Regions from separate parts of the Homo sapiens genome. Here region 2 is linked to region 1. Evidence: read pairs that join two places in POLR2A ChIA-PET (ENCODE). Cell type or tissue: PC-3. All regions are shown on one strand. Each heading gives the region's core, and the rest is flanking DNA. Links, peaks and the distances in the headings are about the cores only.

Region 1 (16,362 bases), core at 3,126-11,125:
CTGGAGGTAGAGGTCCTCATGGTGCATGAATTTAACAAGGTCACCAAAGACCCAGATAATTTCTGCCCCTCCATCCTGTAACCCTTAGCATGTTGATTTTTTGTCCTTATGCTTTGTGAACTCATGATTGTAAAGTGGATACAAAAGCTACACATTCAAAGGTAGGAAGTAAGGATAGGAGCAAAAGGTCTTCTCCCTGTCAGTCTCTAACCTTTTATCCAGAAAACAAAATCCTCCCAGCCACTCCCTAGCCAGCTTCTCCTCACATCTTCACAGCCCAGGGGCCACTTTTAACTCTAGGAAGACGAGAAGGGGGAATGGATAGGAAAGTGGGCGTCGAGAATGGGAGTACCAAGAATAGATGAGACAGCAGTCATGATCCACCTTTCAGGGCTGGGCACTTTGCTGTTCCAAACAAAACTGTGATCCTCTTAGCAAAGAAGGAGGAGGTTATCACCTACCAATGATATATGATCAAATGTTTTTGTTTAGAAAGAAAGATAATATTTTAAAAATTTGAATCAATGTGGACCGAATCGTTTTGATTTTTTGAGCTTGATTCCTCCTGTCTGGTCTGTTTGTTTTCTTTACACATGTTCAGTGATGTGTTCTGTGGATTCTTACTCTGTACCAATCTTACTCGAGCTCCACGTATTGGTCAACTTCAGGGTGAGATCATTCCAACTTCCTTCTACCATCAAGGCCGGGTGATTGACTGCAGGTAACATATTAAATATTAGAAGACCTAATAAGCCATGAGAATTACAAATTTCACAAAATGAAATTTCAAAAAAATCAGAAATCAAAGATTTTTCTAGTTTTTACAAGAGGAAAGTTAATTTAGATTTTATTATCACCTTTCATATTGACAGTCACTTAAAAAGAAACAAAGTTGTATATTGACTTGCAGCTTACATTTGCTCAAAATTATACTAGTTAGTAGTAATATGGCCTTCTTTGTCATCATAATTTTAGGAGTAGAATTATGGTGTTCATTCTAACCCATTATTAAAGTTTTAAGCATTAGAGTATGCCACTATTTTGAACACTGTGTGTGTATTTATTTTGTGACTGAAAAGAAAAAGAATTTAAGCTATAGTTTATGAAGTGTATGTCTGGTTTGGAAGATGGCTTAACAAATACCTAATCATATATAGAAAATATTTATTAAAATAGTATGTATACCGATAAGCAAACATTTGATATCCAGTTGTCTGTGAGTACAAGGCATGTAGATATGAGGCTTATTTTTGTTTAGTCGGGGAGTCATATTATATTCCAAATAGGTATTGTTCCCTTCAAAGTAGTTATAATTCGAAGATACTATTCTCTTACTCAATGGTATTGTTGTTGCTCAAAACACTTTTGGGCTTCCCCCTGCAGAATTGCCTTCAGCGTCTGCAAACTTTTACTTTTAGTATCCTTAGAGTACCATATCTTCACCTTAAGTGAGGTAATATAAGATTTGGGATTATCCAAAAGTAATTTTAGTAAATTCATTGGGTACTAAATTGGCTAATGCTGTCTCAGTCAAATGGTTACTTTTTTTTTTCTTGCTTTTAAATGGCTCTGAAGACAATTCTAACAGGGTCTTAGTAAGATCCCTCCTGGAATAAATTTGTAGTCTCTAAAGCTAGTTACTTTGACGTATACAAGCTTTATTTGAATGTGTGTTTTCATGCCTTTAGATAAAATAGCCTTGTTAAATTATATTGTTGTATATACTAAACTAGCATATTTGTTAAATATTCAGCAAGATATTCTATTAGTGACTATAGCATTATCATTCAAATTCAAATTATACCTAACTTTGAAATTTTAGAAGTAAGCACTAAAACACATGAAATAATCTTATGAAACCACTGTCATATATGTGGTCTGTCATTGACTGAAATTTTTTACACAATGGTAAGTACTTGCCTATCTGAACGTATCTAAACATAGAAAAGTCATACTGCCCCTTTTCTATGTTTAGATACGTTTAGATAGGCAAGTACTTACCATTGTGTTATAATTGCCCACAGTTTGCAGTACAGTATAATATGCTATACAGAAGTGTAGCCCAGGAGCAATAGACTAGACCATCTAGCAGTGTAGGTGTATAGTAGGCTATACCATCCAAGTTTGTGTAAGCTCATTCTATGACATTTGCACAAAGACAAAATTGACTAATGACACAATTCTTAGAATATTATCCCCATCATTAAGCTAGGCATGTCTGTAAATATCAATAGAAAATAACTGATTTGTTTATGTTTTTCAATTATGGATAATCAGATCTTCTGAAGTAAGAATAATAATTTTCAAAATATTTTTCATTTGCTGTTTTTGTTCATCGTCTGCTTTTTTCTACCATGCTACATCTGAAAGCCTTGGAGAGCTAATGATATATTTGCTTCTTTTGTTCTCATATAGATACTTCTCTCCTTTAGTCTTAATGTTGGGTCTTGAAAACACGTGAAGATTTAGAATATACTTTGTGCAAATGACATTTTTCTTGTTGATGTGTACTGTAATAATGATAATGAAAGAGTGTTTCTTTTTCATGCTCTTTTATTAAGGAAAGGTAGGGAAAGGGGAAGAAGAAGAGGAGTAAGAAAATGCTAGGAGAAATCCACATCCACTGACAGCCTCTTCGGTTTTGTGAAGAGCAAGCCTCATTCATGGAATGATGTTCTAAGTGTGGTGCAAATAGTTATATGGGTATCTTTCTTGTTTTAGTGGTGCCCATGTAGTTTTAGATGATGATACGGATGTGGGCTATGTAGAAGATGGAACGCCATGTGGCCCGTCTATGATGTGTTTAGATCGGAAGTGCCTACAAATTCAAGCCCTAAATATGAGCAGCTGTCCACTCGATTCCAAGGGTAAAGTCTGTTCGGGCCATGGGGTAAGTAGGTATCAATGTGACAGCTGGAACCTTCATGGTCTGGCATGGTCACAGTGACTGGACTTTAATTTCAGCCATTCTCCTAGCCAACATGGTGAAACACCATCTCTACTAAAAATGCAAAAAATAGCTGGGCGTGGTGGTGGGCACCTGTAGTCCCAGCTACTCAGGAGGCTTTTGCAGAAGAATCGCTTGAACCCAGGAGGCAGAGGTTGCAGTGAGCCGAGATTGAGCCACTGCACTCCAGCCTGGCGACAGAGCGAGACTCCATCTCAACAACAACAACAACAAAAAAGGCCAAATTCAGCCTTGTTAATCACAATCATGGTATTAGAATATTTCAGATTAAAAAGCTTCCTTGTTTGATTTTATCATCTCTGAATGTGTTTCTCAGGGAGATAAGGGTTTAAACACTCCTGTCTCTAGTTTGCTCATTGTTATTTATTTCCTCTAGATTACAGTTCCATTCCAGCATGCTGGTGGGTCCCTGGAGAAACAGGGAGGAGACAGAGATCACTCTGGGGTCCTCAGCTTGGCTGACTGAGAAAAGAGGGTTACCAAGGACTAGGGGTGTGGGGGTGTGGTGGGGGGGAATCCTTGTTGGGCAGGGAAAGTGCCACCAAGTGAGTTTGGTGTTGGACGTGGTAACGGTGAGGTCATACAAGGCACTGGTGATTTATGTCTCCTGGCCTTTTATCTCCAGCAGTGCTTTTGAGCCCACTGTCTATTAATTTATTGAAGTAAGTGTATATGTTTTTAAAGTGGGTTCCTAGAAACAGTTACTTCTGAACAAAGTAGAAAAAAGTATCTTATCAGACATTTGTATACTTATGTAATATCATGATTCAATTTAATTTAAGAATAACATGAATAATTCAATTTAAGAATAATAATAAATAATAAGATAAATAATTGAAGAATTTCTTCCTTTTACTCTTTTTCTTTAATTAATGGGAAAAAATGTTACACAATTTGATCTATGCATTATTACCTTGTGTCTAGTGATCAAGACCATGGGAAACTTTAAAAAGAAATTCCAAATAGCTTTTAAAGCTTCCTCCCTGCCCCCGTGTCTCTTTTACATTTATCACTATTATTCTACAAAATACAGTGAAAATGCCATATCTGTTCCTTTTTCTTCACAGGTGTGTAGTAATGAAGCCACCTGCATTTGTGATTTCACCTGGGCAGGGACAGATTGCAGTATCCGGGATCCAGTTAGGAACCTTCACCCCCCCAAGGATGAAGGACCCAAGGGTTTGTGTGATTTTGGTTTCAATTCATGGAATACTGAATTCGTTGACACTGTTCCAATGCACCAGTATAACATTCTAATTGACTTAAGAGGAGACACATAAGAATATCTGTTTTTGCCTTTAAAGTATATAATTTATGTTACTGCCAAATTAAGGATTCTGATATATCATATTTTTAAAATGTGTTTGAATTACTTCTTAGTCTAGAACTGAGATTGGGAAGAAGTAAATATACACATTTTCTTTAATACAGTATTCTTTTTCTCTTTAAACCTTATTCTCTTTCTGTAGTCACAAATTATTTTGCAGTTCGTCTAAGCTATGCCATTTTTCTAATAGATCAAATCTTTTTGGCTGACATGAGGCTCTGGTTACTTTTCAATGTTGGAATCTCTCCGGAAGGAAGTTGTCACCTTACAAGCTCTTTTTGAACATTCTTTTGACTAGGAAGGAGTTGGAATTCTTCATAGAACTTTCATTCTTCAAAGAAAATGTGAGAGATCTGGACCTTTGTTTTAATCAGTCATTAAGAGGAGAGAAATTAGAATTTTGGGATTAGAAAGAGACTCAGGGGCCACCTAGGACCACTCTCTATTTTCGCAGATGAGAAGGCCCAGACCCTGAGGTCAGGTCACTTACTATAGTCACCCAGGTAGTGAGAGACAAGGCCAGGATCAGGACCTAAGTCCTAAGTGCCTGATCTCAGACTCTTGTTCTCTTCCCATCCATTATATCATCTTTTTTTTTTTTTTTTTTTTTTTTTTGAGACAGGATCTTGCTCTGTCACCCAGGTAAGAGTGTAGTGGCACAATCATGGCTCACTGAAGCCTCAAACTGCAAGGCCCAAGAATCCTGCCACCATGCCTGGCTAATTTTTTATTTTTTGTAGAGACAAGGTGTCACTATGTTGTCCAGGCTGGTCTTGAACTCCTGGCCTCAAGTGATCCTCCCGCCTTGGCCTCTCAAAGTTCTGGGATTATAGGTGTGAACCACTGCACCCGCCCCTCTTACATCATCTTTTTTTTTTTTTTTTTTTGAGACAGAGTCCGACTCTGTCGACCAGGCTGGAGTGCAGCGGTGTGATCTTGGCTCATCGTAACCTCTGCTGCCTGGGTTCAAGAGATTCTCCTGCCTCAGCCTCCTGAGTAGCTGGGATTACAGGCACCTGCCACTGCGCCTGGCTAATTTTTGTATTTTTAGTGGAGATGGGGTTTCATCATCTTGGCCAGGCTGGTCTTGAACTCATGACCTCATAATCCACCCACCTTGGCTGGGATTACAGGTGTGAGCTACCGCGCCTGGCCTCTTACATCATCTTATAATGTAGTCTGTGTTATCAGGAGTATGGTAATCATTTTTCATTATTCTCCCGATTCTCAACCCCTCATACAATTTTCAAAGATCTAGAAAACCCATCAGTCACAAACAGGCCTACTACAGCATCTGTTACATTGTACCTAAGAAACCAAGGAAATACTAGAACCAGTTTTTATATACAGGGATGACGTTGTACATCAGCTTCTTTATCATGGTACTGCTAACAGTTTTTTTGTAACTGCCGTGCTTTTCTCTGACAGGTAGGAAAATGCATATAGGATTAGTACCATTTAGATCAGCTTAGTTTTGGATGAAAGTTTATTGAAACTCTCTGAACTTCAGTATAGTTTATATGGGAAAAGATGATTTCAGATGCAGATGAAGCTCTGTAGTCCTCAATTCCTGAAGAGATTTAGGCTGATTCAGGCGCATGTGAATTGTTCAGTAATAGTGGGTGTGTTAAAACACATTTTATGCATTTGCTTAATATGCCCATGATATTAAAATTCTGTAAGAATCATAATCACACCCTCACAGTCTATTTCTGTTCTCCTTCTTCTATTTCTAAAAGGGAACGTATTCCACTTTTACACTTAGTCTTTTGTTACTTTAAAACTAGAACAAAAAATTCTTGGATCCACCTTCTGAAGTTAGATTTAGAGAAGATTTAAGCTCTAACAAGAGAAGCCAAGGTTCATTCTTTCCAAATTTTCTCTCCACAGTGTTTCTGTGATTTTTTTTTTAAGATCTAGATGCTATTTCCTCAAGTGATGTATAAAGATGCCTCAACGGATGAGCAGAGCTAAATTTACTTAGACTCTGCCTTTTTTTCTTTAAGTAGAGTAGGGGGTTATTAATTGTCTGGTTCTGTAATATCTATTCCCTGTTCCTTCACCCACCCATGCCTAAAAATCTTTGGAGGCATTAAGTAAAGAAAGTCACATTCTAGAGAAAGAGTACTCACAGCTGCCTTTTGTTTTGTTTTGCTTTACTCTCTCCATTTAATGTGGTAGTATCCCACACTACCTTTAAAAAAAAATAACTTTTTTGATCCTTCAAGTAATACATACTTATTGTAGAAAAATTTGAAAATACGGAAAATATTAAAACTCAGAGGTGCTCAAGATAAGCCTTATTGGGCCTGGCTCAGTGGTTCGCGCCTGTAATCCCAAGACTTTGGGAGGCCGAGGGCAGGTGGATCATCTGAGGTCAGGAGTTCGAGACCAGCCTGGCCAACATGGTGAAACCCCATCCCTACTAAAAATACAAAAATTAGCCAGACACGATGGCACATGCCTATAATCCCAGCTACTTGGGAGGCTGAGGCACGAGAATTGCTTGAACCCAGGAGACAGAGGTTGCAGTGAGCCAAGATCGTGCCACTGTACTCCAGCCTGGGTGATAGAGTGAGACACTGAGCCCCCTACTCATCCCCCAAAAAAGAGGCCAGGCACGGTGGCTTACACCTGTTATCCCAGCACTTTGGGAGGCCCAGGCAGGCGGATCACCTGGGGTCAGGAGTTTGAGACCAGCCTGGCCAACATGGTGAAAACCCATCTCTACTAAAAATACAAAAATTAGCCGGGCATGGTGGTGCGTGCCTGTAGTACCAGATACTGGGGAGGCTGAGGTAGGAGAATCGCTTGAACCCAGGAGGTGGAGGTTACAGTGAGCCGAGATCGTGCCATTGTACTCCAGCCTGGGTAACAGAGCGAGATTCCATCTCAAAAAAAAAAAAAAAAAGAGATAAGCATTCTGGTATGCTTCTTTCCTGTTGCATTTTTCTTTTTCCATTTTTAATGAAGACAATGGAGTCATTGCAAAGTTATCTATTGGTTCTAAAATTATTAAAAACCTTATGAATCTCTAATAATTTTGATTAAATTGAAAATGTCATTAAATGAAATAAATGACCTAGTTATTTTTATAAATATTTACATTTCCAGAAAATTCAAGCAATTTTAGTACAAGTAAATAATAGCTTTTATCTGTAATAGCTATCTATATCTTTTTAACCTCTATTTAAAAAATCTATTAATATACTGGTAAAACAGAAACTAAAAAATTTTAAAACTCTGTTGTAGATTTTATTATTTTGTTTTTGATTGTCAGGTTAAAAGAAGATTCCAAGTGAGAAATTATGTGCTTTTCGTTTTATTCAGTTAGCAAATATTTATTGACTGTCTACTATTTAAAAGATAGCGTATGCTTGGCACACAGACACTCCATAAATATTACACTCTTCTCTTTTGAAATATGCAAAGGAAATGAGATGGTGCATGCTAGTGCCACTTTTCAGTTTATCCATATTCATTTGTTTTGTTGCCTTGCCGACGAGTAATAGGTAATGGACTCAAGTTATTAAAACAATCAGTGTTTTACTTACTGTAGGCTCAGCAGTGTGTGAGACACTAAGATTTTTCTCAAAAAATGCATGTTGTGGCCGGGCACGGTGGCTCACGCCTGTAATCCCAGCACTTTGGGAGGCCAAGGCGGGCGGATCACAAGGTCAGGAGATCGAGACCATCCTGGCTAACACAGTGAAGCCTCGTCTCTACTAAAAATACAAAAAAATTAGTTGGGCGTGGTGGCAGGCACCTGTAGTCCCAGCTACTCGGGAGGCTGAGGCAGGAGAATGGCGTGAACCTGGGAGGCAGAGCTTGCAGTGAGCTGAGATCGCGACACTGCACTCCAACCTGGGCAACAGAGTGAGACACTGTCTCAGGAAAAAAAACCAAAAACTGCATGTTGTATCTTTTTTCTCATGATCCAACTGGTTTGGTTGGCACCTGCCTGATTGAGCACAGTGTTTGGGCCCTCCCCAAATGCTTGCCATTTATAATGGGCACCACCCACAGTGGCCAATCATATCCATAGATGAAGGTTTTCTGTATAGGTGCAGTAAGAGTATTAAAAATACTTAGTTTTATTTAATTTCAATGTGCTTCCATTATATAGAGAAAAAAATTCAAGAAACATAATGAAAATATGGCCTTTTTAAAAATCATGAACATGGGCATAAAAGATAAATTGTACCCAACTGCCCTTTGGATCAAGACCAAATTAGTAAAAATGAAGGCGAATTCTATGACTCCGTCTTCACTGATTTGAGAATGTCAGAAATGAACTGATGTGTTTTGTGTATTTCTTTTATTTTAACTATAAGTTCCTGGAAGAATAGGAAATTCAACCTCTCCTGTGTGAGGACTGAAAGCATACCTGAAAGCATTGCCACTGTAGTCACCCTGTACTTACTACAGTTGTCCACTATGGACCCATAATTTAAGGCATGCTAGATTATTCACGCCAACTTCTCAAACCAAACTATTGAAAGACAAGAAATAAGATCTCAAAGCACAAACCATGTGAGCAAGGATTTTTTAAAAAAGATTTTTGTCACATTATTTATTTTTTCTACGTTGTTCATTTCACATGCAAAAACCCTTTCTTAAGTTTATTTTTAATTTTTTATATTTTTTAAGCCTAGTCCTTCTCTCAACTTGTTTCCACTGAAATCATTATAGAAAATTATTTTGCTTTGTTCTACAAGGACAGAATGTATTTTAACTCTGTTTAAAAGACCTAGAATTCTCTCCTGTTACAGGGAGACCCACATCAAGTACCCCAATTATTGTCTGTATGTAGACACATTCTCAAGGTGCTTACTATAGAATACAGTGGAACTTTTCTCATTTGATAGTTTACATCACCATTGTAAGAAGGAAGAGAAACTGGGACATAGGTAATGTTTTCAGTGATATGTATGGGCAGATATTCCTGGGAAGCTTTGGTCAGACCTTTTCATCACAACCACACTCATCAAATCAGAAATGAAAAGGGCCTTAGAAAGAATTCAGTCTAGACCCCTTGTTTTACAAATGAAGAAACTAAGTTAGTTTTCAGGGTTAACAAAGAGTGAGAGGCAGAGCCAATAATATAACATAATCACCTTATCTTGAGCCAAATGCTTTTTTCTGTTATTCCATACTCCTGTTTTGAAGTTGAATAGTGAGGCTAGGCACAGTGGCTCACGCCTGTGATCCCAACACTTTAGGAAGCTGAGGTGGGCAAATTGCCTGAGCCCAGGAGTTCCAGACCAGCCTGAGCAACATGGAAAAACCCCGTCTATATAAAAAAATAAAAAAATTAGCCAGTTGTGGTGGCATGTGCCCATAGTCCCAGCTACTTGGGAGGCTGAAGTGGGAGGATCACCTAATCCCATGAGGCAGAGGTTGCAGTGAGCCAAGATCACACCACTGCACTCCAGCCTGAGCAAGAGAGTAAGACCCTTCTCAAAAAAAAAAAAAAAAAGCTGAATATTAAGTTATTCTGCTAGTTCTCATAGCACAATAGTAAACAGAAAGTGAAACAATAACCAGGTAGTAATCAAGCTTATTAACTGATCCATTATTGTCAGTGATGCTTTTTATGGAATTAGATAAGAAAGGAAGTATTATATTATTATCATTTAGTATTTTTAAAATAATAGTTTTGAAGTCTTATTTTCTGAGGTATTAACCTTGAGGAGTATTTAGTGTTTACATTTACCTTTTGCAATATATCCTTTTGGTGACTGTCTTCGTCAGTGCACAAATCTTTGATTTTATAGTTTAGATGATTAGATATGAGAAGTTATCCTTATCATATATGATTATGCTCATGTATAATTATGTGCTACCTGGATATTTTTCTCAAATAACAATGGCCTTATCAATAACCCAAGGATATATCAAGTTTAAAAATTTTTTAATAACTGAATTTATTTTGTTTCAGTTCAGAAAAACCCTATTTTCATTGACAGCATAAACTGAAATATATTCTTACATGAAATCATTTATTTTGCATCCTTTTAGACATTTGTCCATGTATCTAAAAATGAACTTGTTTTTTTCTTTTATGGAAAACAGTAAGGAGATCTGATTGTATGTATAATGTATTGAAATATGGAGCTACATACCAATATTATACACTAGTATATAAAGAGTTTATTTAGTATTTACTTTTCTTGTCTTGAATGGTAGTGGAATAATAAATCCCTGAAGAAAGCACTTTGGTCCATGGAATACAAATGATGACTTTGATGCCTCCTGCCTGTGAAGTATCAAAAGATACAGGATTTTAACCCCCTTTGGAATCACTTGGGGGAAATAATGCATCTTCTTATTTGAGAAACTCTCTAAAAATAAGGAAAAAAACCCACTCAATTTCAAAACAGCACATTTTCAAAATGTCTGAAGCATGACATGTCTATAAAGGAATTCTACATATAAAATAGAAAATCTTAAGAAAAGGAGAAAATTTATAGTTTTTGATATTTTATACTTACCAAAAATTCTGTCTTTTAGCACAAGTAAACCTAGGTAGCAGGGACCAAGACTGAAAATAATAATAAACCAACAAGTAATGGAAATAAGCAAGTAAACAAAAATGAAAACATTCTGCTAGGTAATAAACAGATTCCACAAACACATTATACTGAAAAGTAAGTGTATCAAAGAGTTAGGGAGCAAAGTTAAGTTCCTAATAAAAGGATTGTGTTGTCAGCTAGAAGCTTTAAGCGTTCCATCTCCAGGTTTGGTAGGATGAGAAGGAAAATAAGATATATCATCGTGTGTCCAGCATAGTTCCTTGAACAAAAAAAAAGGTATTTAGTAGGTAATGAATGAATTAATGAATAAATTACAGAATAGATAAATTAGTGTAGAAGTAGAATTTTTTTCAATGAGATGATAAATTCTTTGTAGCTATGAAAAGCAGCTGCAACCTTTGTTTTCAAATATGTCCCCTATAAAAATCCACCCACCCGTGAGCTACTCAGTTAATTTATGTCAAGGTGATGCACAAGTTCCTACTTGCCAAAACAAAGTTCAGCACTCTCTAAAGGAAGAGAACAAAAGCAAAGCAGAATCGACAAAAAGAAAATCTTCACATCTTTAAGAGACAACCATGTTCAGTACAATGACAAAGAATCAAATGGCACTTTACATGTATTTGCAGGATACTGTGTCACTCAAAGTAATGGGAGGGAGAGAGAACAGGGAGGGTAGGGATGCTTTTGAAAAAGCTTTTTTTCCCACTTTTAACTTGCTTTAGCGTTAAGAGTACTTACCAGCTAATAATGTGGAGGAAATTATTCTTTCTCATTGGAGATTACAGAATATATCTATTCATCTTGAATACCCACTTGAAGCCTCTGTAGAAATGTCTCGTCCTCCGGTTGTATTTCTAAAACCTACATGATTTTGTCTTGTTTCTGCAGTGAGAAATTACATCCATAGCAAAGACAAAAGTCTTTTTAAATTATTTTTATTTATCTTTCATATAGTTCTTACAATTTCTAAAAAATTAACACTCATTTAGTATCACAATTTATGGGAGAGGGTTTTTTGTATTTTTAAGCATATGTGGCTTATATAAAAATTGCAGAAGTCATAGGACTGTCATGTATTGCAGCTCTGAGAACCAATGCCTGAAACTTAAGCCAAAAAAAAAAAAAAAAAGTTATGACCAGGCACGGTGGCCTCATGCCTGTAATCCCAGCACTTTGGGAGGCCGAGGCAGGCAGACCACGAGGTCAGGAGTTCGAGACCAGCCTGGCCAATATGGTGAAACCCTGTCTCTAACTAAAAATACAAAAATTAGCCGGGTGTGGTGGTGCGCACCTGTAGTCCCAGCTACTTGGGAGGGTGAGGCAGAAGAATTGCTTGAACCCGGGAGGCAGAGGTTGCAGTGAGCTGAGATCATGCCACTGCACTCCAGCCTGGGCGACAGAGCGAGACTCCATCTCAAAAAAAAGAAAAAAGAAAAAAAAGTTATAAAATAATGTATATCAGTTAATTTAGTATTCTGAAAGCAAGGGTTTTCTAAGGTCTTTTTAAAAATGAGGCTTCATATTTTGAATACCTTTCAGTCCCAGTGTTTGCCTCCATAACTTGAAAATCGGAGTAGTTCAGGTGGTTTTGAGTTCTAATGTATTGTCATAGTGGGGAAACATTGCTGCCACCTTCTGTGTTGGTCTTCTTCCCTTAGCCTTCAACACTCTCGGGGGACTTTTCTGTTCTCTGTTGTGTCCCCATCTTTTTGTTTGTTTGTTTTTTAAGAAACCAGGTTGTGCTTAGTCAATGATAAAACTAGAATTTCTCCCTCACATTATTATCTTGTGATAAGATAAAGCAGTATACAGTTAATTAACAGGGTTAGAAATCCAAGATTCTTTCTCTTCCTCTGGGAAAATATTTAGCTAAAAATGTCAGTGAGCCCAATTGTAAGCCTTAAAAAATGGTGGCTTTGAGTCGTGGATCTTTGTTTCGTTTCACTGTCTCAGAGCACACAATACATGTGAAGGGCAGCCTTGTTGAAGCTAATCTCTGTTTTCATGGGAAAGGTAATTTGAAGCCAGTCCTTTTGATTCCTATAGAAATATGAAATAAAGTGTATGTATGTCCACACACTTGTGTGCACACAGGCACAGACACACAACTGCAAACAATGTGTCTTCCAACTTTAACACCAAACTTCATTTTGCCTTTGTAGCGGGAACCTTGGGGACCTCCACTCATTCCAGGCCCATTTTCCAGGATTGGAAAGCTGTACACAGAGAAGCAGTGACATAAAGTTATTCAGATTCTCACTCTGATAGTCATCTACCACTTGGTGGTCTGAAGCAATTAATACGGTTTCCCAGAGACCCTAACTTTCTATAAGTTTATCCACTTGAGACTACTAATAAACAAAAAACAAAATGTCTAAATACTATGACAGAAATCCAAATATTGCAGACTTATCTGAAATACGCTTTTCAATAACTTCCCAGGTAAACATGTATTTACTTTTAAAGCTATTCTGTCTTGAATTTGTAAGGATCTTTGCAAAACTGAATGATATATTCTGAATTTTGAAAAGATGTAGCTTCTTAGGCATATTTTACAGTTTGAGAATTTTATAAACAATTACTAATGGTTCATTACTTTTGTAATTAAAATACAGATTTGCTGTTATGCAATTTAAATTACTTTTTAATTTTACCTCACATCTGGTAGGAACTATAACAAATTGAATTATTTATGTATTTATAAGTACGTATAAGATAATTATGTTTTTTAAAAGTAGGGTGTGCAGAATTTGAAGGTAAATTCACAGTTATCCTCAAATATCTTCAATGTGTATGTAGATCTTAATTTCAAATCTTATAGCAAAAAAATTCAATATTTAGCCAACTTTCAAAGCATGTCCTGAATAGATTATTTTGTATGTTAGTGAAATTAGTATGTAATTTCCTTTGTTAAAAAATCTCCATTTTCCCTCCACACAGTGAATATGGCCACAAGCAGGCTAATAGGGGCCGTGGCCGGCACCATTCTGGCCCTGGGGGTGATTTTTGGAGGCACAGGGTGGGGAATAGAGTAAGCATCCTTGCCAGTTTCAGAGTGTTTCTGTGTGGTGCCTGATGTGTGAGGCGATGCCTGTACCTGACTCCATGTCTCGTCCTGTTGACCGTGTTTCCTGTGGTAGTGCACCTTGTGGTGTGACTTGGATGTTGCTTGTGTCCTGTGGTTTTCTTGTGTCATGTAGAACCTTCTCCTGTCTGGAACAATGTGGGGCATAACATAACACTGGGTGTGCTTCCGATATCTTCATAATTAAGGCAATAGTCCCAACACTTCCATTGCTCCTCCACTTTGTAGAAGTAATTTTAAAATACAGACTTTTTTTTAAACCATTTATTGGCAAAAATGCTTTTATATGTGTGTTTTCTTAGGATTCTTGTAATAAAGTTAATCTGTGCCAGTCAAATAAATTTACATATATAACTAGCAATTATCAACAGTTATAGGACCTTTTAAAGGTAATAAAAATGATAGCTACTAATGTTTTCTTCATTTATTTAGAATGATATAGGAGGCTGCAGCTTAATTTTTTAAAAAGAAGATATTTAGCATACTGCCTTCCTATTTTTCCTATAAAATAGGTTAATAATTCAAAATTGAAGTCTACATAAATATTTGGAAGCAAGGAGCATTAAGAATGAAAAAATATTTAATCCAAACCTGTATAACCATAAGTGAACAGCTGCAAATCACCTGGTGGGTTCGTCTTAAAAGTAGCCAGGGTGTAAATAAATATATTGTGTGCCACTTGCCCATTAAGCTGTCACAGAAATACAGTTCTCCTGATGCTTTGATTTAGGGTGCTCTGTACTTGATCCACATCCTCAGAATAGCTGTCAGTTCTCCAGGGCACATTGCTTCCTGAGATTGCTAATCTGTAGATTAAAATATTATCATGATTTTTTTCTTCTCTCTCTAATTAGAAAAAGAATATTTAAGAATGGCAGACATAACCCTTTACACAGTCTTTTCTGTCTACTGTGGTGGTGGTGGTAACACTTCAAAGTGGCCCAGGAATGAATTACTAGTATCTTCAGGAATCACTAGATATCTTTGACTCACCCATCCCAAATCATGGGCTTATTGTGAATATCAGATATGTTTTTCTATAGTCCCATTAGTTAGAACAAATGGGTGCTCCTCTTACACACTGGAATTGGGAGACCCGGGGACCAAAATAGCATTAAGAGGGAAGCAGGTTCATAGTTCACACCTTGTGTTGAAGATGACATGAGCCTTCTTTCTCCTGGATTCAAGGACTTTGACCAGACTTAGATCTTCCAACTCACATCTCATCTCTATGGACTGTGAAGCTGGTTAGCACAGGGGAAGCTAGAAATACTAGAAAAGAGATTTTGTTTCTCCTTGTGTATTAGAAAACAAAGACCATAACAGGGATAAAAATATTTAGAGACAAAAACTTTGTCCTGTAAAATTTCCCCTTGGATCTGTTGACTGGATTGTATACAGAAGAAACATTCCTTTTTCAGGGCCAGCTCCATGCATGCATTTATGTGAAATTCCTCCTTGACAAATGGTAGTTTTCTGAAAATCATCCCAAATGCATTTTTTAACATTATACATTGGCTGTAACTTTGGTGTCCTTAAATGTACTAATTGAAAGGATGAATTTTAATAATCCTTCCTTGAAGTCTTAGAGATAGGTAAAAATCAAAGAGGCCTTTCTTGTAAAACATAGTCCTTGTTATCAGCATTTGTTTTCATCAATCATTTCCAGTTTTGTTCGTTTGTGACTATTTCTAATTGTGACAGGTAAGTCTGTGTAAGTGTATGTATATTTTTTCTAAAGATAGATTTGTTATTATTCCTGGTTTATGAGCACTAGTTTTCTCTTAGCTTACTGATTTTTTTCCCCATCAAATTCCAAGTTTTAGCATAATTGCTCAAGAAATATAGTTTTTTAAAAAATAATGTAGTACAATATAGATTGTCTCAACATTTCTTAGTTTAATTGATAGAGTAATGTTCATTCAGTCACTAAGAATTCCATGGACAGTTTTTTTTTTAATTTCTCCTTAGTTTATAAGTCAGGAATCATTTTTCATGAATTATGTGTTGATTCTAATCCTAGCCTGTTTTCTGAAGCGGACGAAGTGCAAATCATATCCAAAGCATAGAGTATGTACATGGTTATATATTTTTTTAATATTTGTTTTGAAATTTGATTCTCTGTTGAATTGTGGGGAGGAAATACATGTAAGTAGAATAAAGTTTCTCTAAAACAGAAGTTAGCAAACTTCTGTAAAAGGCCAGATGGTAAATAGTTTTAGCTTTCAGCCTACAGGGTTGTCTGTAACAACTTCTCAACAATGCTGTCTTAGCATGAAAGCAGCCATAAACAATATGTAAATGAATGTGCATGGCTATGTTCCGATAAAACTTTTTTGCAAAAGCAGACAGTGGGGCTAGATTTGGTCTGTGGGCTCCAGTTTCCTGACCCTTGACTTATAGGATATGTTTTAGGGTCAGACAAATCTGTGTTCACATCTTG
Region 2 (16,362 bases), core at 4,136-12,135, 58 kb after region 1:
GATTCTTTGTATTCATTTAATAGTTCATTTTGGGATGCTTGACATGTTAATAAACTAGTGTGCCATACATTTAACTTGAATACACTGCATGGCTTCCAAGACTTCAACCACTGGATTGCTTATGCACAGGCACATAAGGGACTACATTTTGGAATTACTAGTTACTGACAATCTATGATATCTGAATCTTGTTTGACAGCATATTTTTGAATACTGAATGAAGCAAAAAGTAAAACAAAACAAAAAACTGGCAAATAAAGCATTCTTCTAATGAAAACAAAATTAATAAAAGCTCTGGACCCCAGGTAATGTTATTGGAGTCTCTTTATTTCAATATTTAATGTTATCACTAATGACATCCAAACTCTAATAAAATAATGTTTAAGTGTAAATAGGTACAAATTATTTCCCAATAAGCATATTTGTTATTTGATTAAATATTATAACTCTATAAGTGGTTACACTTTGCATTGAAAAACAAAATAAAGCGAACAGCATTATAAGAGAAGAACCCATAAATAATTATTTTCCTGAAAAATGACCAGGCCCGAACAAGGTTTATAGCAGAGAAGTCCAATTAGCAAATGTATTTGAGTTAGAGACACAATGCTATTTTTATCTCTAATTATTCCCAACTCTCCAATCATTCTATTATAACCAATATGTAGGATTGACAGCCAGTTTGAATTTCAGATATGTTAGCAATTCCCTTGCTTTTTTCAGGTCCAAAGGAAGCCTCAGTAAATCTTTTCATTGAAGGATTAGGGCCCTCCTTAAACTAGAAATTGCATCTAAAGGGTTATTATCAGAAAACAGTTTCATTTGAGGATTAGTTGAGTCTTCACAACAAGAAAAGGAAGCTTGGGGAAAGAGGTGGGGGAGAAGGCCCAGCCTCAGCTTTTGGCTCCTTGGGAAAATTAGTATTTTATTAAAAAGTTGCCACCCTTTGACTACTTTTTCAACATACAGGCTCATGATTTTGCATTGATGGTGCTTTTTCTAACGTTTTTCATCATATTCTTCAAAACTATCACGTAAATTCACTATCTCTTATAAATCATCAAAGAGAAACTACACTTGGAGAATGAGCTTGCAGAAGAGCCTGCCCTTTGTTCTTCCCTCACCTTGGTACTCCACAACGGGGATTGGCAATCTTTTTCTGTAGAGTCTGATAGTAAATATTATAGGCTTTCTGGGCCATCCAGTCTCTGCTGTAACTAATCAATTCGGCCTCGGCGGAACAAAAGCAGTTATCACAATACATAACTGAGTGAATATGGTTGTGTTCCAATAAAACTCTGTTTATGGACACTGAAATCAGAGTCCATACACTTTTCAGGTGCCACAGAATATTTTTCTTTGGACTTTTTCAATTTTTTAAAAAGATATAATAACCACACTTAGCTCATAGCCTGTTCAAAACAGGGAGCAAGCCGAATTTGGCCCAGGGACTGCAGCTTGCTGATGAAGCTTACCAAAAGTGTAAGGAACAAACTGGGATGAAGTGAAAAGAAGAGTAACTATGCTAAGCAACAAAACTAAAACCAACAGTTTATGATAGGCTGAAAAGCAGATTAAAAACTATTAGGATGAGACGGAACAGGGATAACCTAGTCCTAATCCCATCCAATGAGACATTATTTCACTCTGTAAACAGTTCTAGGAATTACAGATCATATAAAAATCCACAGCCTTTCTGAATGTAACATGGCCTGCATCTCAAGATAATAGACAAAAACATTGAAATCACCACAATGTTTATTGAAAGGAAGTACAGAGTAGTAGTTACAGTATAGGCTCAGAAGCTGAGTTCAAATCCCAGCTTCATCAAGAAGTGGCCAAATCAACTTTGGACAAGTTACTAAACCTCTTTGTGCCTCAGTTTCCTCATAAAATGAGAAACGTACTACCTAGGTTTCTTGTGAGGATTAAATGAGTCAGCACATAGAAAGTGCTTAAAAACTAAGTGCTCTAACAGTCAAAAAAGGTTAGCTATTACTTTGGGCATTAGTAAGTTAAGCATCTATAACCTAATCCAACATAACAGAGAAAGGAGGCACACTGATGCTTTAGTGAAACTTGTTGGATGTGGAGATTTTAGCGACAAACATTCATATATTAAATTTTTTATTTTGAGATACTTGATTCATATACAGTTATAAGAAATAATACAGAGACGTCTGTATGCCCTTCATCTAGTTTCCCCAATGGGAACATCTTGCATAACTATGGTACAATATTACAACTAGGAAACTGACAGTGGTATAATCCAAATTTATTCAGATGTTACCAGTTTTACATGCACTCAATTGTGTGTGTGTGTGTGTGTGTATGTATGTAGTTAGTTCTTTGCTAAGCCTATTCTCCAGCAGAAGCATCAAGATAGAAAATTAGGCCATCAATTCAGTAATTTACATGATACTTGAGGAAGACAGTTGCATGCATCTATGTAGGTCACACACTTGAATGTTACTCCGGAGGTATTCACAATAAGGATGGCCCTTCATGCAGAGATCTGACTCTGCCATATCTTCCTTCCTTCTTCATCCTCTACTCGCCCTGCTAACCCCCAACCTTCACTCTGAACTGCAGAACTAAGATACATAAGTAGGGAGGGAGATCAAAAAACAAAACCTGTTTTCTTCATAGTTCACACTAAACTATTAAAAGAAAGGTAGAAGTCTTAATTCTTTTAATACAGTTGTGCAACTGCATTTTGTCATCACACCAAGAGGCCTTTGAGCCTGGACTCCATTTCACTTCAAATTGGGCAAGGCAATTTGATCAACAAGGGCAGAGAAGGCCCTGCACACTCGCTGAGCTCCACTGTACAGGTCCATGTTTACTGAAGACTCCGGGCCTGAAATCAACAAACAAGAGAGTCATTTAGAGAAACATACCGGTAGCTTCTCATGAAGATATTGATAAAGCTCTCACATGGAGAAGAAACAGAATCCATTTTTCTTCAGTTCTCAAGGACAATGTCCTTAAGTTAGCCAGCAAATAAGATGGCTATTATTTACCACGATCATTACTACGAATTCAGTCAGGCATAGGTTCTTAAGAAGCACTTTCCCACGGCTCCTTGCACAAATCGGAGTAGCCAGAAAGCCCACTATTGAGCAGTGGCTCCAAAATTCTGTTGTATATAAAAATCACCTGGAGATTGTGAAAACAGATTTCTGGACCACACCTACAGAGTTCAGATTCTGTTCAGGTGGGACGGAGCCTGAGCATTTATATTTATTGTTAAGTTCCCAGGTGATACTGATGCGGCTAGTCCAGACACCACATTTTTGAGAACCAGTGCTCTATAGTTACCTGATTAATGGTTTGAGTGTCCCCTATGATCTGTCATAATAGGAATTGTGGTATAGAAAGATCTACAATTTGGCAGGTATCAACTAAAATTTTGATATGCATAATCTTTAACTTAAAGAGTTCTGTTTTTAGGAATTGATCTTATAAACATATTTACATTTGTGCATAAAGATATATATTATAAGGATACACACCAAAGTATTTTTGTGATAAAAATTGGAAGCAACTTAATTATATACCAATAAATAAATTATAGTGCATTTGTACCCTGAGATATTATGCAGCATTTTAAAAATGACATTGCTCAATGTCTAAGATATTGAACAAGTGAAGAAAGCAAAAGCATAGTATGATCTAACTTATGTTGAAAAAGTAAAGACATACATATGTGCATAGAAAATGGTTTGAAGGAAACTCACTAAGCTGTTAATAGTGGTTATCTCTGAAAAACAGGTGGGAGAGAGTGAAGAGCATGATGATGAATTCATTTTTTAAAAAATCTGTGCACTTTGCATTTTAATTTACAATAAACATACAGTATTACATTATTTGTGTAATTAATAAAAATAAGATCACAGGAAATGAAAACATGGGGAGATTTATTATGTTAGTTGTTTACTTTATAGCTACATAATTTATATTGTGGGTCCATCTGTGCTGTTTTTTGTTGAACATAAGGCTAGAGGGTTCATGCATTTTTTATCCCACTTATCACTCCAATACCGCTCCAGAGGACCTTGACTAAATAATATTTTATTGTCTGACTAACAAACCTTGTCCAGAGGCAAACTTATTTTAAGACATCGTTTCTCAGGCCACAGTGATAAAAACTTAAAATATAGCAATAAATAAATAGGAAAGCCATAATCAATCTCACATACTGTAATTTTTCTTATTGTTATTCATTGTTTTCTTTTTCAGCTTTAGTCTCTTGAAATATTAAAAATAGCCAAAAATATGCACCTAACACCTAGCATGTTGCTTGGCATATATTTGGAACTAAATAAATGTAAGGACTGAATTAATATAGCACATAGGCAGAGACCTAATGAGATGTTAGATGGAACACTTGTGAAATTGGCAGTCCAGAGAAAATCACAATGACAAAATAATTCACTTAAATGTAATTAAAAGTCTATCTAGTCTTCGAATAAATCAGGGATGTGAGAGTAGACTACAAGAATGATAGATGTAGAAATGAAAAAGTATTAGGTTTTTTAGTCTATGTTCACTCTTCTGGGCAACTGGAATACTGAGCCCATATCTTATTTACAATAATTAATTAAGCAAGCCAATATGTATTGAATAGCTACTCTGTACTAAGACCTTTCCCTTGAGCTCCAGATTGTACATGTTGATTGCCTCTGTGATGTCTTCATTTGGATGTCTCTCAGGCAATTCACAATACATTCAAAACAGAACTCTTGATTTGCCAACCGCATAACAGTTTTCCCAGCTTTCCCCATTGCAGTAAGTGCATCACCATCCATACAGGGCAACACCGTCATCTCTTGGCTAGACTGCAGTAGGCTTTTACCTGGTCTCTTTGCTCACCCCTTGCCTTTCTCTAAGTCACTCTCCACACAATGCCAGAATGTTTTAAAAATAGAAACATACCCCACTTCAAAATAAATGCCCAGTGCAAGCACAGTGCTTGGCACACAACAAATGCTTGATTAATATTTGTTGAATGAATGAATTAGCGATTGAATGATGAGCCAACTACACTTTTTTTCTGCCTTCATGGAGCTTAAATGCTGGAAATATATCTTTTCCCATTAATTACTTCTGTGTATATCTGTATCTCTATCTATCTATGAAGCAATGAATATAGTGAATCCTCGGACAACATGAATTTGAACTGTGTGAGCCAACTAATTCATGGATTTTCTTCTACCTCTGCCATACCTGAGAAAGCAAGAGCAACCCCTCCTCTGACTCCTTATTTTCAGCCTACTCAACGTGAAGATGATGAGGATGAAGATCTTTATGATGATCTACTTCCAGTTAATGAATAGTAAATATATTTTCTTTTCCTTATGATTCCCTTAATAACATTTTCTTTTTTCTAGCTTACTTTTTTGTAAGAATGCAATATATGATACAAATAACATACAAAATATTTGTCGATCAACTGTTTATTTTACTGGTAAGGCTTCTGTTCAACAGTAGGCTATTGGTAGTTAAGTTTTAGAGGAGTCAAAAGTTATATGCTGATTTTTGGCAGCATGGAGGGTCAGTGCCCCTAACTTTTACATTGCTCAAGGGTCAACTCTGTATCCATTACTATTCCAGTAAACACTTCTAGGACTCCCAGGCAACATTTGAGATTACCTTATAAACAAATGAAATACAAATAAGGTGCTCTCCTGAGCTTGGTCATTTCCTTAGAATTTGCTAAATTTGAAGTTTTATTTTCTGATTACTTGATACTTTTGAGTGATGGTTCTAGATGGGGAAAAAAGGAACAGGAATAAACCTCCTGCTCCCCACCCTTAACCATGCTCTCGTACATATAAGATCATGGCATATGCAAATAGAGATCTTTTTACTTGTTCCTTTCTGATTGGGATGCCTCTTCTTTCCTTTTCTTGTCTAATTACTCTGGCTAGGACTTCCAGTACTATGTTGAATAGATGTAGTGAAAATAAGCATCCTTGCTTTGTTCCTGATCTTAAAGAAAAAAACTTCAGCTTTTCACCTTTAAGAAAAAGGAATATGATGTTAGCTGTGGGTTTTTCTTATTTGGACTTTATTATGTGGAGATAATTTCTTTCTATTCCTAGTTTGTTGAGAGTTTCTCATGAGAGTGTATTGAATTCTGTAAAATGCTTTTTTCCTATATCTATTGTGATGATTGTGTGATTTTTTTTTTTTTTTTGAGACAGAGTCTTGCTCTGTTGCCCAGGCTGGAGCACAGTGATGTGATCATAGTTCACTGTAACTTTGAACTCCTGGGCTCAAATGATTCTCTTGTCTCAGTCTCTTGAGTAGCTAGGATTATAGGCATGTGTCACCATGCCCAGCTAAATTTTCTTTTTCTTTGAGATAGGGTCTTGCTCTGTCACCCAGGCTGGAGTGCAGTGGTGCAATCACAGCTCACCGAAGCCTTGATCTTCCAGGCTCAGGCCATCCTCCTGCTTCAGTCTCTTGAGTAGCTGGGACTGCAGGCACGTACCAACACATCCAGCTAATTAAAAAAAAATTTTTTTTTTTTTTTTTGTAGAGATAGGGTCTTGACAAGTTGCTCAGGCTGGTCTCAAACTCTTGGCCTCAATTGGTCCTCCCACCTCAGCCTCCCAAAGCACTAGGATTATAGGCATAAGCCACCACGCCTGGTCATTGATTTCTTCCTTGACCCACTGGTTGTTCAAGAATGTGTTGTGTAGTTTAACATCTCTATACATTTTTTAGTTTTCCTTCTGCTATTAATTTCTAGTTTTATTTCACTGTGGTTGGAAAAGATATTTGGCATGATTTCAATGTTCTTAAATTTGTTAAGACTTGTTTTGTGCATTAACATATGATCTATCCCAGAAAATGTTCCATGTTTGCTGGAGAAGAATGTATATTCTGCACTATTGGGTGAAATAGTCTTTATATGTCTCTCAGGCCTATTTGGTTTACTGTTTTCAAGTCTACTATTTCCTTATTGATTTTCTGTCTGGAGGTTCTAATCATTATTGAAAGTGGTTTATTGAAGTCCCCTACTATTATTCTATCACTGTCTATTTCTCCCTTCAGTTTTGTCAATAATTGCTTTATATATTTAGGTGCTCTGATGTTTGGTGTATATATTATAATAATTATAGTATCTTCTGGGTAAATTGACCCTTTTATCATTTTATAATGACTTCTTTGTCACTTGTGTGAGTTTTTGACTTAAAGTCTATTTTGTCTCATATAACTATAGCCACCCCTGCTATTTTTGAATACCATTAACATAAAATATCTTTTTCCATACCTTCATTTTCAGCCTTTGTGTCCTTAAATCTGAAGTGAGTCTTTTGTAGACAGCATATAGTTGGGTCTTTTTCTTCAATCCATTCAGCAACTGTATGTATATCTTTTGATTGGAGGCTTTAATCCATTTATATTTAATAATTATTGATAGGGGAGGACAATTTTGCCATTTTGAGAGTTGTTTTCTGTCTGTCTTTTAGTTGTATTGCCCCTCTTCTTCTAGTTTGCTGTCTTTTTAAAAAAATATTATTTCGTTTTTTTCTTTTGTGCATCTTTGACAGCTATTATATTTGCACTTACTATGAGGCTTATATAAAAATCTTATAGTAATAACAGCCTATTTTGGCTGATAATAACTTCACTTCAATTGCATTCAAAAAGTTTTCACTTTTAGTTCCCATACACTTTTCTAAATAGTCTTTTTTTTTTTTTTTGAGACGGAGTTTCACTCTTTTTGCCCAGGCTGGAGTGCAATGGCATGATCTTGGTTCACCGCAACCTCTGCCTCCCGGGTTCAAGTGATTCTCCTGCCTCAGCCTCCTAAGTAACTGGGATTAAAGGTGCATGCCACCACGTCCGGCTAATTTTGTAGTTTTAGTAGAGATGGGGTTTCTACATGTTGGTCAGGCTGGTCTTGAACTCCCAATCTCAGGTGATCCGCCCACCTCGGCTTCCCAAAGTGCTGGGATTATAGTCGTGAGCCATCTCGCCCAGCCATCCCCATACACTTTTCTTTTTGGTTTGTTTATTTTTATTTTGTTCATTGTTTCATTGTTGTTTTCATTTTAGAGATGGGATCTTGTTGTCTTGCCCAGAATGGAGTGCAGTGGTGTGATTAGCTCACTGTAACCTCAAACACCAAGGCTCAAGTGACCCTCCCTCCTCAGCTTCCTGAGTAGATATGACTATAGGCATGCGTCACCACACCACACATCTTTACAAAAATTTTTTGGTAAAGATGTGGTCTCACTATGTTGCTCAGGCATACTACCAGCTTCAAGCTAGTAACTGCTTGTTGAAACTACTAGCTTCAATCAGTTCCCTGACTCAGCCTCTCAAAGTGCTGGGATTACAGATGTGAGCCACCACATCCAGCCCACATTTTGTTACTGACATCACAATTTACTTATTTTTGTATTGTATATTCATTAACATATTTTAATGTTGTTTTTAATACTTGAGTCTTTTAACTTTCATATTAAAATTAAAATTATTTAAATACCACTATTTTCATTTTATAGTATTTTGTATTTGCCTGTATATATTTACCTTTACTAATGAGTTGTTGGATATAGTATTTTTGATTGATAGTTTATTTCTTCTTTCAGCACTTTGAATATATTATCCCATTTCTGTGAGATTTCTGATGCAAAAACTGTTATAATCTTATAAGGGTTTCTTTCTACATGATAAGTCACTTTTCTCTTGCTGCTTTCAAAATTCTCTTTTGTGTTTGACTTTTGACAATTTGGTTATAATGTGTCTCAGTGTTGAAGTCTTTCAGTTCATCTAACTCAGGGTCTGTTAGGATTCTTGGATCTGGACGTCCATTTTCTTTCCCAAATTTGAGAAATTTTTGCCCTTGTTTATTTGAATAAGCTTTCTGACCCTTTCTTTCTCCTCTGCTTCTACAACTCCCATATTACAAATATTGGTCAGCTTAATAGCATCCCATGCGTCCCTTAAACGTTCATCACTCTTTCTTCTTTTTTCCCTTCTTGTCAGATAATTTCAAATGATCTGTCTTTGGGTTTGCTGATTTTTCTGCTTGATCTAGTCTGCTGTTGAACACTTCTATTGAAATTTTTAGTTCAATTATTACATTCTTCAGCTCCAAGACTATTGTTTGGTTCTTTTAAAAATTTCTCTATCTCTTTGTTGAAATTCTCATTTCGTTCATGTATTGTTCTCCTGGCTCACTGAGCATTTTTATGATGGTTATTTTCAATTCTCTGTCAGGTAATTCAAATATTACTATTTCATAAGGGTCCATTTTGGAGCTCTTACTTCTTTGTTGGACTATGTTTCTCTATTACTTCTTCTTCTTTACTCTTTATTTTAGTATCTGTGCAATAGAAAAAATAACTATCTCTCTTAGTCTTCAAGACTGGCCTCATACAGAAGACCCTTAGCAATCAGCCTGGTCAGAGATTCTCGGGGGCTGTTCAAACGTTCATACTAGTCCCAGCTGCCTTTTGTTTTTAAGCATCTCTCAGGCATCTAGAATATGATGGGTTTTGTCAGTAATTTGAGACAGGTTAGACAGAAGCCCAGTCCCTTGGACAGCCCCCAGAAGAGTTAGAAAGTTGGATGAATGGTCCAATTGTTTCCCCCTGCAAAGTGAGAAGCTGGGATATGGGTTTTATTTTCCTGTTTGCTTTGCATTGAGCCTTTTGGAAAAGCTATGATAAGTGTTTTCATGCTAGTCCAAGATACCATCTTTGTTCTCAAACCATGCCCTCCTAATATCATCACTCTACTCCTCTGTCTTGACTTCTCATCAGTGAAACCTATAGTGGCAAATGAATAGTTAAAAAGGATGGAAAAAGAAGCTAGAAAAATAACTTAGTAGACATATGCAAGAAATTTTACTATCAAATGGAAAAAAATAGTTGAATAATACAGTAAAACAAGAGGACTTTTTTTTTTTTTTTTGCCACAGCAGAGGCAAGGAACAGCTGACACTTTTCCAAATTTATTTTTTACTGCAATTTTTATGCAAATTATTCACTACTGATTTTCAATCCAAGTTTGGAATTTAAAGAGGTTTGTGGAACTTCTACACAGTTTTCTCTTTTCCGTTAAGTTCTCACAGTCTCTTTTTTTTTTTTTTTTTTTTTTTTTGAGACGGAGTCTCACCCTGTCGCCCAGGTTGGAGTGCACGGGCGCGATCTCAGCTCACTGCAAGCTCCGCCTCCTGGGTTCAAGCCATTCTCCTGCCTCAGGCTCCCGAGTAGCTGGGACTACAGGCTCCAGCCACCACGCCCGGCTAATTTTTTTTGTATTTTTTAGTAGAAACGGGGTTTCACCGTGTTAGCCAGGATGGTATCGATCTCCTGACCTCGTGATCTGCCCGCCTCGGTCTCCCAAAGTGCTGGGATTACAGGCATGAGCCACCACGCCGGGCCCAACAATTCTCAAAAAAAAAAAAAAAAAAAAAAAAAAACTGGATCGGTAGGGTGATTAGAAACTTCTTGCTATTATCTGATGCATCCATGATAGAGATAGAGGCAAACGAAAATACTTTGATTTTGCTTGTTTCACTTTCCACATCTTCATCCATGTGGTTATCATAGTTCTGGCTCTGATTAAGTTTGGTATACTTTTAGTAAGTATGCATAGATTATGTTTAAATTATAAAGCGTATTTTAGTAATCCAAATTGCCAATGGCTAAGTGAAGTTTGAAAATAGGATCATATTCAATATCAAATTGAATAACGATATAAACATAATTAGAAATAATTGGGTGAGGAGTGATATATAATGCAAAACGGTAGCCATGAAGATTAATATAGTTTCTCATGTTTAAATGCCTTAAGGAAATAAGACTAATATAAAAGAAGGGAAAGTGAAATTTTAAATCTCAACAATTAGTATTTGTTGTATTACTATTCAAGAAATTTTATGTTTTCTATACTTGCAAAGTATAAAGATGTGTACTTTTTTTCTTGCAAAGAAAAAAAGATGTGTACCATTCTGCTCATATCATAAGCACATTTATATAATAAGGCATACTTCCTGCAGAAACTTCTCAATGGTTCTATTGAGATTGTGAGTGAAAGCATTAAGTAAATATTTTGAGACTTTTAAAAATATTTTCTACAAGATTTGATAATGCTAATTGTATATTTATACATTATTGCATCAACTGAATTTAGAAGTATACTTCACCTTTTTATAATTTTCCTTTTAATGATATAGTGATGCATGTATATTTATATCTTGATAAGGTCCCTTGAACTATGAATGAATCTTTTAGCTTTAAGTATTAAACTGCACAAGTATTGGGATACTGCCTTCCAAATATGTGTAGTAGACCTAGCCTACAAACAATCTAAAATGTGCAATAAAGCTACTACATCTGTGAGGGCTGACCCAACACAATATTTTAGAAATTATCAGCTTTCTCCAGCTCATTTAGAGAAACAAAAATAAAAAATAAAAACAACATGAATACGCTAAAGACTAAAAAACTTTTCTATAAAGTCCAAACTTTTGGTGAAATTTTCCTAAAAAGGTCAAGTGGATATTGACTTCGCTTTGAATACTCATCATGACCCCAAAAATGTTTAGATGGAAATGCAGTGGGTGGAATTTTGCGTCAGCTTAAGAATCAGCACAAGCAGTTCCCATCCCTTGCCTTTTGAGCATACTTCTGGCATCTTTCTGAACTTGTTTTTGTTAATACAAAGATTATAACTCCAACTCAATTTACTGTAGAGTATTTTAGAATCGCCGAATAATTAGTTTATTGACTTGGTTCTACCAAGTTCTATGCAAAGCTGACATTATTATGTACTCGGTTTATAGCCCTCCAACACTTATGGGCTGAAATGTGCCCCCCTCCTACCCCAAATTTATATATTGAAGGCCTGACTAACCCCTAGTGCCTCAGAATGTGACTGTATTTGGAGACAGGGTCTTTAAAGAGATAATTAAGTTAAAATGAGGTCGCTAGGATGAGCCCTAATCCAATATAACTGGTGTCCTTATAAAAAGAAAAAATTTGGACATAGACATAGACATACATAGAAGGAAGGCCATATAAAGGCATGAGGGAAGACAGCCATTTGCAAGCCCAGGAGAGAAGTCTCAGAAGAAACCAACACTGCTGACACCCTGATCTTGGACTTCTGGCCTCCAGGACTGTGAGAAAATATATTTTGGTTCTTCGTTTAAGCCACTGAATCTGTGTTACTGTGTTATAGCAGCCCCAGCAAACTAATACGCCAACTCAGAAATATTTTGAGAAGGCCTCCTCTGATGCAAAAACACATGAGTATTTTATCCTTCATTTTATCACAAGTCTGTAGATGATCACTCCAACATAAGACAACTTAAGCTTTCTTAGAAAGAAATTTATATATAGTTGACCCTTGAACAATACAGGTTTGAACTGTATGGGTTCAAGTCCACTTATATGTGAATTTTCTTCTGCCTCTGATACTCCTGGGACGGCAAGACCAACCCCTCCTCCTCCCTCTTCTTCTCCTCAGCCTACTCAACATGAAAATAATGAGGATGAAGACCTTTATAAAGATCCACTTCCACTTAAATATATTTATCTTTCTATGATTTTGAAAACATTTTCTTTTTTCGAGCTTTATTATAGCAGTATATAATACATATGACATGCAAAGTGTGTGTTAATCAACCGTTTATGTTCATTGGTAAGGCTTCCAGTCAACAGTAGGCTATTAATAAAGTTTTGGGGAGTAAAGTTACATGCGAATTTTCAACTGTGCAGGGGGCCAGCACCCCTAATCCCTGCATTGTTCAAGAATCAACTGTGTATGTGTGTCTATAAATAGTTCCTGACTTATGATGGATTGACTTACTATTTTTTAAATTTTATGATGGTGCAAAAGTGATATGTGTTTAGTAGGAAATAATACTTCAAATTTTGAATTTTGTTCATTTCCCAGGCTAGCAATATGTGGTATCTTGTGAAGTAGGGCAGCAGCAGTGAGCCACAGCTCCCAGTCAGCCACATAATCACAAGGGTAAATGATCAGTAGTCTACTCCACAGTGTATTATATTTAATGACTTACATGATATATTCAACACTTTATTATAAAGTAGGCTTTGTGTTTGATGATTTTGCCCAATTATAGGCTAATGTAAGTGTTCTGAGCACATTTAAGGTAGGTCGGTTAAGCTATAATGTTTGGTAGGTTAGGTATACTGAATGCATTTTCTACCTAACAATATTTTCAACTTACATTGCATTTATCAGATGTAACCCCATTGTAAACTGAGAAGGATCTCTCTCTACATATGTAAAGATAACAAAATACCCTAATGAGAAATAAGACAATGGCACTCCAAAACAGAAGCAGTAACTACAGTAAAGAAGGATCTTATCTAAAGCCTTCAGAATTTAGCAATGAATCATAGCTTATGCAGAAGATAATAATGATAATACTACTTATAACATAGAAACTGCAATCAATTCTCTTCTAGAAAGAGAGTTACAATATTATCACCATTTTTAAATGGTGACATAGGCTGCCCAGTTATATATGATTTAGGGATACTGATAATAATAACAATATTTTGCAATAACAAAATAATAAAGCATTTACTGAATGCTCACTATATGCCAGGTTCTATACTAAAGTCTTACATGGTTTATCACCTTTAATACTCACAACAGACCTGTGAATTAGGTAATCCTAAAAATCAAGTTCAGAGATGCTACTGATAACCAATAGATTCAGAGCACTGCTACATACTAGATGAACTGGAGCTGTTGGGCTGTTATAAAATCAAGTTTTTAAAAAGGCAGCTTGAATCCTTGGCCATCACGATGTCTATGGATTGTGAAAACCTTACCTGATGGCGTTTCTAGATTGAAGGCATCCATAAGTTTTGACAATAGTTCTTGCAGTTCCTCTTCCTCCAGCTCATCCTTTCTCTCCTTGATGTTACCTGCCTCTTTCTTTTCCACGGCTGCCAGAGCAGGACTGCTCATTTCAGCAGGAACCATTTTGGGGATGTCCTGCTTCAGTCCCTCCTGATAACTGGGTAGGGCACTAATGACTTTCTGTGGCATCTTTTGTGTTTGGCTTTGTGCCCTGGTGCTGTGCAAAGTGGTCTCTGGTGATTCTGGATTTCGCAGAGCATGCTCTGCATTTGTGTGACTTCTGTGACTTCTGTCAACCTCATCAAGCTTAGGAAGAGGTTCCCCTGTTGAAGCATCTTCAGTGGCATTCTTGATCTGCAAATAATCCCCTCCCTTTGGAACCTTTTCAGTTGAAGAATGGTCAACCTTGTTCCCCACATTTTGAAAGGAAGAAGATGAAGGACCGGGTGGCTGCAACCTTGCCTGGGGAAACAAAACTTTATTTATGAAGAAATTAATGTTTATCTTACTTTTTCATAAATGCATTACATTTCAACATTCCAACAGAACATTCTAATGCAAGACTTTTCTTTCTCCTCTGTAAATATATTATCATTACTATTAATTTTAATTTATTCTGCTAATTCTATGTCAACCTAAAACTCTCTACAAGAGCTGGAACAGCTCAGATTCTAAAATAACAGAGGGAATAATTACAAGAAATTTAGGAAAATTCTGGGTTCTAAAAAGCCCAAGTTCTAAAAATACCATAAGGAATTTCTGAAAACATAAGCATATGTTGAATTGACAGATAAAAATTATCACAATAAAGCATTTTATAATAGTCTTTCTGGTAGGTGTGTTGTGAAGGGTTTCACAGTAAGCCACAGGGAGAAAATCCAGGGATGTGCTCCGCTTGAAGCACAGTTCTCATTGTGTGGCCCACAGACCCTAGGAGATCCCCAAGACCCTTCTAGGGTTTGTGATGTCAAAATTATGTTCATAAGGATACTTAGATGTTATTTGTTTATTGTATTGACATGTGCACTGATGATGCAAAATCAATAAGTAAAGCTGTTGGTGCTTTAGTGTGAATCAAGGCAGCATCACCAAACAGTGCTAATAATCAGGGTATTCTTCACCCTCATACACTAGCAGTGGAAAAAAAAAAAAGCCAGTTCTGCTTAAGAACACCTTTGATGGAATAGAAATAGTTCTTAGTTTTAAAAATATGAACACATGTCTTTTAAATATTATGTGTGATGAAGTGGGAAGTGTGCATAAGACACTTCTGATGTGTACTGAAATATGAAAGGGTTGCCTCTTGTGTCAAAGAAAGACTGACAGACTATGGTTATTCAGACTTGGGTATTTGTCAAACAGTTTCTCAAAAATGAACAAAGCGAGAATGTCACTGCAAGGAGAACAATTAACAGTATTTGCTGTCAGTTATAACAGTTAAGGCCGGGCGCAGTGGCTCATGTCTGTAATCCCAGCACTTCGGGAGGTAGAGGTGGGAGGATTGCTTGAGGCCAGGAGTTCAAGACCAGTCTGGACAACATAGTGAGACCCCCTCCCTACAAAAAATAAAAATAAAAATTAGCTGGGTGTGCTGGCATGAGCCTGAGATCCTAGCTAGCCACGAGGTTGAGGCGGGAGGATTGCTTGAGCCCCAGGAGTTCGAGGCTGCAGTGAGTTATGATCCTGCCACTGTACTCCAGCCTGGATGACAGAGCAAGACCCTGTCTAAAATGTATATTTACATACATAAAAAACAGGCTTTCAGTCAAAACTTAGAATTTTGGAAAACTTGCATCCTACCACTATGAGCTTGATAGCTTTCCAATTCTTAGGCAATTTTGTAATTACATTGGCAGTGACATTAATGAACGTGAATTTTTTTCACCCAGTATCATAAAATGGATGAGCATTAGGACATTCAGTATAGCTCAGTGAACCAATATTTTCCAAATGACCAATGTATAATGTTACACAATCATGCGTGGCTAAGAGACCCACTTAAAGACCATGTAAGAACACTGGATTTTAATGAAACAGCGTGACATAAATATGGTTTCAGATTAAAGTCTCCTTTAAGAAGCTGTCATGTATCATGTTTTGGTGTAGTATTAAAGAGAAGTATGCCTCGGTATCTGAAAGGCTATTAATATACTTCTCTCTTTTTCACCTGCAAATCTGTGTGAGGCCTGATTTCTTCAGATACTTCAACCGAAACACATTGCAGCAGATTGATTGCTGAAGTGGTTACAAAAATTCAGCTGTCTTTTATTAAGCCAGGTATTTAAAGAGATTTGTGGAAAATATAGAGCAATGCCACTCTTCTAAGGTTTTTAGAAAAACATATTGTTTAAAAATGTTATCTGTATATTTAATGGGTTTATTATTTTTATGTTTTAGTTAGTGAATACATTTTAACTTCTCAGTTTTAATTTGCATTAATTTTATTACTTATTTAATTTATTTAACAACTCAGTTTTAATTTTCAGTAAT

Evidence for each region. Peaks named below come from ENCODE experiments on the same cell type or tissue, not always from the same donor. Only the 100,000 strongest peaks of a DNase experiment are listed, where the experiment ranks them.
Region 2: POLR2A ChIA-PET joins it to region 1 with 12 read pairs; 5 of 35 experiments call an interaction of 5 or more read pairs at or near these places.

The regions. Positions count from the first base shown.
Region 1 is chr2:206,592,016-206,608,377 of GRCh38, forward strand. ADAM23 (ADAM metallopeptidase domain 23) reads left to right here. Exons shown (of 26, transcript NM_003812.4): 22 at 602-721; 23 at 2,722-2,890; 24 at 4,036-4,147. Among named protein-coding and RNA genes, the nearest start is that of FAM237A, 42 kb to the right of the region's middle. In PC-3, for the core only: no CTCF peak of the experiment used is centred there; no DNase peak of the experiment used is centred there.
Region 2 is chr2:206,649,062-206,665,423 of GRCh38, forward strand. It overlaps DYTN (dystrotelin), which reads right to left. Exons shown (of 12, transcript NM_001093730.1): 11 at 13,842-14,334; 12 at 2,560-2,860. The coding sequence ends at 2,757. It overlaps FAM237A (family with sequence similarity 237 member A), which reads left to right. Exons shown (of 3, transcript NM_001102659.3): 3 at 1-304. Among named protein-coding and RNA genes, the nearest start is that of FAM237A, 15 kb to the left of the region's middle. In PC-3, for the core only: no CTCF peak of the experiment used is centred there; a DNase peak (open chromatin) is centred at 8,240; H3K27me3 peaks cover 233 bases.